Regions from separate parts of the Homo sapiens genome. Here region 2 is linked to region 1. Evidence: read pairs that join two places in POLR2A ChIA-PET (ENCODE). Cell type or tissue: OCI-LY7. All regions are shown on one strand. Links, peaks and the distances in the headings refer to the core of each region. The heading gives the core; the rest is flanking DNA.

Region 1 (2,908 bases), core at 175-2,674:
ACAGGTAAGCCTGCTTTACCTGAAAAGCAGGTGGGCAGAAGCCACAGGACTTGTTGGCACTGATATGTTAGGAATGAAAATGCCCTTTGTAGGGTAAGGCAGCTTCCGTCTTCCTCCACAGGAGGGAAAGGGGGAATATTAACACCATCCCACGTTGGGGGAGAAGTACTTTATCCTAGGTATCCACCTCTCTATCCTGTTGTATCTCAGGGAGGCTCCATGGCCTAATAAAAACATCTACACTCTCTGACGTGGGATGCTCCTTAGCACTCCCCTGGTTATTCAACCATGCCAAGCCTCAGCATACCATCACCCCCTCTCGGCACCGTGAGAAGAATTCAAATGCAATAATGCAGTGGAGAACCTGGCATGTGAGAGGTGCTGGTCTGGCACCCTTTACAAAGCCGTATCTGGATACTTGTGATGGTAAACAGTCATGGTGGCCACTCACAAGCCCTCCCTTTGTGTGCCAGGCACTGAGCTGGACACTGTAGAGACTGAGTTACGATCTTTGATAAATGAACTGTGTTAGGGCTTTGGGATTTAGAGATGGTGTCTTTTTTTTTTTCTTAAAATGTTATTTATGTTATAGTAGTGTTTTATAATAAAATGTCTTAAAATTCTGATCTAATATTTTTAAAAAGAAGTGGGAAAAGCTGTCACACATATTTATTAAAAATGTATTTTTTACAACATTGCTCAATTGTTCAGCAAGGCACAGCTGAATCTTGCCAAAGCTCCAAGAGAGCCAGTGTCCACCTCAAATTTCCCCTCACCCACACTGCATTCCAACACTGTCAGGAGCACATGATTTAGCACTTAATTGGTGGCTAATTATTGCAGGTGTGCTAGTTTTATTTTCCTAGCTTAGCTCCCTCAGGGCAAAAATTACCTCCTTTCACACCATCTATTAGCACCTACTCAAAAGTCCTGCATGCCCAAGGATTAGCTGGCCTTACAGACAGGACTATGCAATAGACTTCTCTCTACCTTTCTGGAGAACAAGCCATAACAAGCTGCTTAGTGATTAAGTTAGTGCAAGGAAGGAAGCAGAAGAGACTATGACTAAGAGCTGTGCTCACATTTGGGGTCTGCTTAATAATTTCCTATTGGTTCACTCTGAAATGGCACCACCAAAGCCACGGGGCAAAACATGGAGGTGGTACTCAGAGATCCAGCTATGGGTCAAAAGCACCTGAGAAACCGGTGTGTATGTGTGCAGGCTTGTGTGTGCACGTGCAGTGGCATGTGTACATACCTCAAGGCTAAAGCAATTCAAGCTTTTCTCTTTCTAAGATAAAAAACCAGCCTTTCTCAGTGACTGCTAGAATGTATTATTTCTTTACGACTGCCACAGATGCTTTGGGTACTTGCTGGAAGCAAGAAAGAGACTTTAGCCCCATGTGTCTTTGGAAATGTGGATAGGAGAATTATGCACCAGACACTGTGCTAATTTCTTTACATTTGCTCTTTTAATTATTCCACTCAGAGGTTCTAGGGGGTTGGACCAACCCCATTTCACTGGCTGGAAAACTGCCTAGAAAAGGCAGAGCCAGGACTGGATCTGACGTGTCAGTGACTCCAGCATAGACTTCTGCAGGACCACAGTTCAATACTACTGGGAGGGGGGGTACAGAGCCACAAACTAGTATCAGGCAAAGTTGTTAGACCCTAGACATTTTCCTCCCATACCCTCATCCACTGCCCACCAATACAACGAATGAACTTTCACTGCAGACCCTCAGATCACTTCATAAAGAAGGCCTCCAGGCCTAAATCCAGCCATGGATAGAGGGAGAGGAAAAAGAGACCTATGTTGAAGCCGTTGGACTTGGGTTAAAAGCTGCATTGTCCCTCCTCTCCATGCAGAGCAGCTAATTGAGGTTAGAGCCATAGAAACCAAACAAAAGGCTCTGAGGAGCCCACACATCCTAGCCTAACTGCTGCCAACTACTGTGGGAAGGGCCAGAGGAAGCCCTGCTTGCCCTCATTCCTCAACAGTTTAATGAAGATTTGGTCTGTCATCTTCCCAGGGAAGACACTCCTGCATGACTGTCTGAGAGAAACTGATTTTTATTCTCAAACAAAACAGTGGATCCTCCTTTAAAGCCAGAAGTCGGCAATAAAATGGGTCATAAACATATTTATGGGGTTACAACCCCCTTAGAATAGGCACTTGGACTTCTCTCCCAGCCTCTGAGCCTGCCAAAACCAAATTTCTGGAGAAGTTCCTCAGCATCATGGCTGGGGAGCGGTGGGAAGGTCTGCAGAGGCTGTGGGCCTCCCTGAGCCGCTGCCACAGATGGGCACTTTTCGGGCCAGATCTTCCATGGTCTCTGAAAGTTATGAGAATATTCACCCAACACCATCTATTAGCAAATGAGGATATCCAGCTTGCTTTGTATGTTTGGGATGATTCTGAAAGAAGTCACATTCGCATTTTAAAATGTCTAAGATTTTATCACATAAATGACACACAAGAAAGCAAAATTTTATATGCATCATAAAGCAAGGATTACCTTTGAACCGGCAAAGAAACCCAACCATTTTCTTTTTAGATTTATTTTACTTCTACTCTTTAAAAACCTCTCTTTTGGGGATAGAAATTCCTGGGAAGAAGGCATTATTACTCAGATATTAAAAATATCTTACCATATGTTCCCCACATGGGCTTGAGTATACTAAACCTACCTCAGTGCCTTGAACTTACTGTCATCTACAACTTTTTGCCATTTCTGTAGAACTAAATTGACAAGCAGACTTTCTGGGACTGAGGATTTTAGCACTTTTCAAACAGGGAAGAAGCTGTCATATGAAAAAAAGATTAGATTTGCTCTTTATGGATTCAAGACATTGTCATAATAACTATAATAAAATAATAATAAATTATTGGAAGAGCTGACATCTA
Region 2 (2,908 bases), core at 313-2,812, 130 kb after region 1:
ATATATGTTATATTATAATTATATATGTTATATTATATGTTATATAATATTTATATATAACATATATAAAAATATATGTTATATTATAATATAATATATATAATTATATTATATATAATTTATATAATATTATATATAATTTATATAATAGATAATATTATATATAATTATATAATATATATTATATAAATTATATATAATTTAATAATATATATTATATAATTATATATTTTATAATATATATATGTAAATATAAATTAGCCAGGCGTGATGGTGCATGCCTGTAGTCTCAGCTACTCAGGAGGCTGAACGGGGCAGAAGACTTGGTTGAACTCGGGAGGTAGAGGTTGCTGTGGGCGGAAATCACGCCACTGCACACTCCAGCCTGGGCGACAGGGCAAAACTCTGTCTTAAAAAAAAAAAATTGAGAAACACTACCCTAGCCCAGTCACCACTGTCAAGGGGGTACAGGACTGCTAGCTATGAACAGCTGAGACTCAATCATGCTGGCATGACACTCTGTAGGAACCGTGCTCATTGATGTTGGAGAAAGTTGGGATGCTGAGAGCAAAGCGGAATGGAGGTGACTGTCAGAAATCTCCCAGAAGATTGGTAGTCTTGAGTCTACTGGCATCTGGGCCAAGGAGGGCCATCCTACCAGGAGCTTGGGAACCCTGGGAGCCTTGGACTCTGGTTTGGTGTGTGGGGCAGGACATGGAATGAATGAGGGAACGTCTCCAATGACAATCTCACCTCTTAACTTAGAAACATTTGAACCGTTATCGTAGTTTCTTATTTTTCTTCTTTTTTTTTTTTTTTTTTTTTTTGAGACAGAGTCTCACTCTGTTGCCCAAGCTGGAGTGCAGTGGCACAATCTTGGCTCACTGCAACCTCCGCCTCCGTGGTTCAAGCCATTCTCCCGCCTTACCCTCCCGAGTAGCTGGGATTACAGGAGCCCACCACCACACCTGGCTAATTTTTGTATTTTTTGTAGAGACGGGGTTTCACCATGTTGGCCAGGCTGGTCTCGACCTCCTGACCTCAGGTGATCCGCCTGCCTTGGCCTCCCAAAGTGCTGGGATTACAGGTGTGAGCCACCACACCCGGCCCCGTTTCCTCTTAATTTTAGAGTTTCTGGATTTAAAAAAATTCTCCCAAAGGTCACTTGGGAAACGTCCTCTCCACTCATGAATGCATTTGGCACCAGTCAGGGTTTAGAATAACTTGTACTTTCCCTTGTGTGTAATTACAGTTGGCATTCTTTCTTTGACAAAAAAAGAGGAATAAAGGAGTCACGACCAAAACATAGTCGTTTACAAATTACTGTGAGTCCTTCTCTAGTTAAAAGCCAGTTAACACACACCAAGCATTTTATCCACTGAAGATTTGTTGGGGGTCACACATATCTCTGAGTCTCTTTCAAAACCTCTCTCTGCTGCTCGCACGGAAGTCATTGCTCTCCCCACACCCTACCGCTTCCTTTCACAGTCCAGCAGGTTTGTTTTCTGCTTCCAAAACCATTGCCATTCCTTGTCCAGCCTTCTAGGGGACAAGCTGGCTTCCTGTGTCCGAATGGGGAAGACAGTTTCTGTTCCTACTGTTCATCAGGAACCAGTCAGGTCGCAGACACAGACAGTCTCAGGACAGGAGAGGCAAACAATGTCACCAAAATGCCAAGACAGCCCTTGAAATACAGCCAGAGGAACCAAGCTGCACTTAAAAGAATTCCAGCTCTGACTGGAGGGTGTGCCTGAGGCAGATGAGGGGGACCCCTCAGCTGTGCAAGGTGCCAGTTCCAGGAGCTCTTGCTGGCTGCCAGCTGCTTTCTAAGGAAGGTGGACCCTGTGCCTTCCTCCTCCACCATCCACCCTGTTTTCTAAATTTCTTTCTCTCTCTCTCTGTCTTTCCCCCCACCTCTCTCTCTCCCCCTACCTCTCTCTCTCCCTTTCTCAGACAGGGTCTTGCTCTGTTGCCCAGGCTGGAGTTCAGTGGTGAGATCACGGCTCACTGCAGCCTCGACCTCCTAGGCCCGAGGGATCCTCCCACCTCAGCCTCCCAAGTAGCTGGTACCACAGGCACAGGCCACTATGTCCAGCTAAATTTTTTTGTTGTTTGTTTCTTAGAGAGACGGGGGTCTCCCTATGTTGCCTGGCTGGTCTTGAACTCCTGGGCTCAAGCAATCTTCCTGCCTTAGCCTCCTGAGTAGCTGAGACTAGAGGCATGCACCAACACACCCAGCTAATTTTTTACTTTTTGTAGAGACAGGGTCTCCCTTTGTTGCCCAGACTGGTCTCAAACTCCTGGGCTCAAGCACTCCTCCCACCTCAGCCTCCCAAAGTGCTGGGATTATGAGTGTAAGCCACTGCACGTGACTTGTTTTTTCAAAGCACTGGGATAACAGAGGAAAGCTGTCAGCAACCTGAGGAGTCATCTTGTCTACTCAGTTGTTGAGTGCAATGACATGAGAAGCAAAAGATCCTCGAGCTTTTTTTTTTTTTTTTTTTGAGACAGAGTTTTGCTCTTGTTGCCCAGGCTGAAGTGCAATGGTGCGATCTTGGCTCACTGCAACCTCCGCCTCCCAGGTTCAAGTGATTCTCCTGCCTCAGCCTCCCTAGTGGGTGGGACTACAGGCACCCGCCACTACGCCCAGCTAATTTTTTGTATTTTTAGTAAAGACGGGGTTTCACTATGTTGGCCAGGCTGGTCTCAAACTCCTGACCTCAGGCAATCCACCTACCTCAGCCTCCCCAAGTGCTGGGATTACAGGTGTGACCCCCCCGCACCTGGCTCGACCCTTGAGCTTTGTATCCACTCCATAGGCCCTCCATACACAACTTCCCAGACCTCTTCAGCTCCCACCTTCCAACATTGTTCTTTCCACATCCGTGAGAAGCTGAGAAGCAGAGAG

The links. ChIA-PET counts read pairs that join two places held together with the same protein. Peaks named below come from ENCODE experiments on the same cell type or tissue, not always from the same donor. Only the 100,000 strongest peaks of a DNase experiment are listed, where the experiment ranks them.
Region 2: POLR2A ChIA-PET joins it to region 1 with 11 read pairs; 3 of 35 experiments call an interaction of 5 or more read pairs at or near these places.

Annotation. Positions count from the first base shown.
Region 1 is chr14:81,329,879-81,332,786 of GRCh38, forward strand. All of the region lies in intron 4 of STON2 (stonin 2), which reads right to left. Among named protein-coding and RNA genes, the nearest start is that of STON2, 69 kb to the right of the region's middle. In OCI-LY7, for the core only: no CTCF peak of the experiment used is centred there; no DNase peak of the experiment used is centred there.
Region 2 is chr14:81,458,098-81,461,005 of GRCh38, forward strand. No RefSeq gene overlaps it. Among named protein-coding and RNA genes, the nearest start is that of LINC02308, 9.4 kb to the left of the region's middle. In OCI-LY7, for the core only: no CTCF peak of the experiment used is centred there; a DNase peak (open chromatin) is centred at 1,534; H3K27ac peaks cover 395 bases.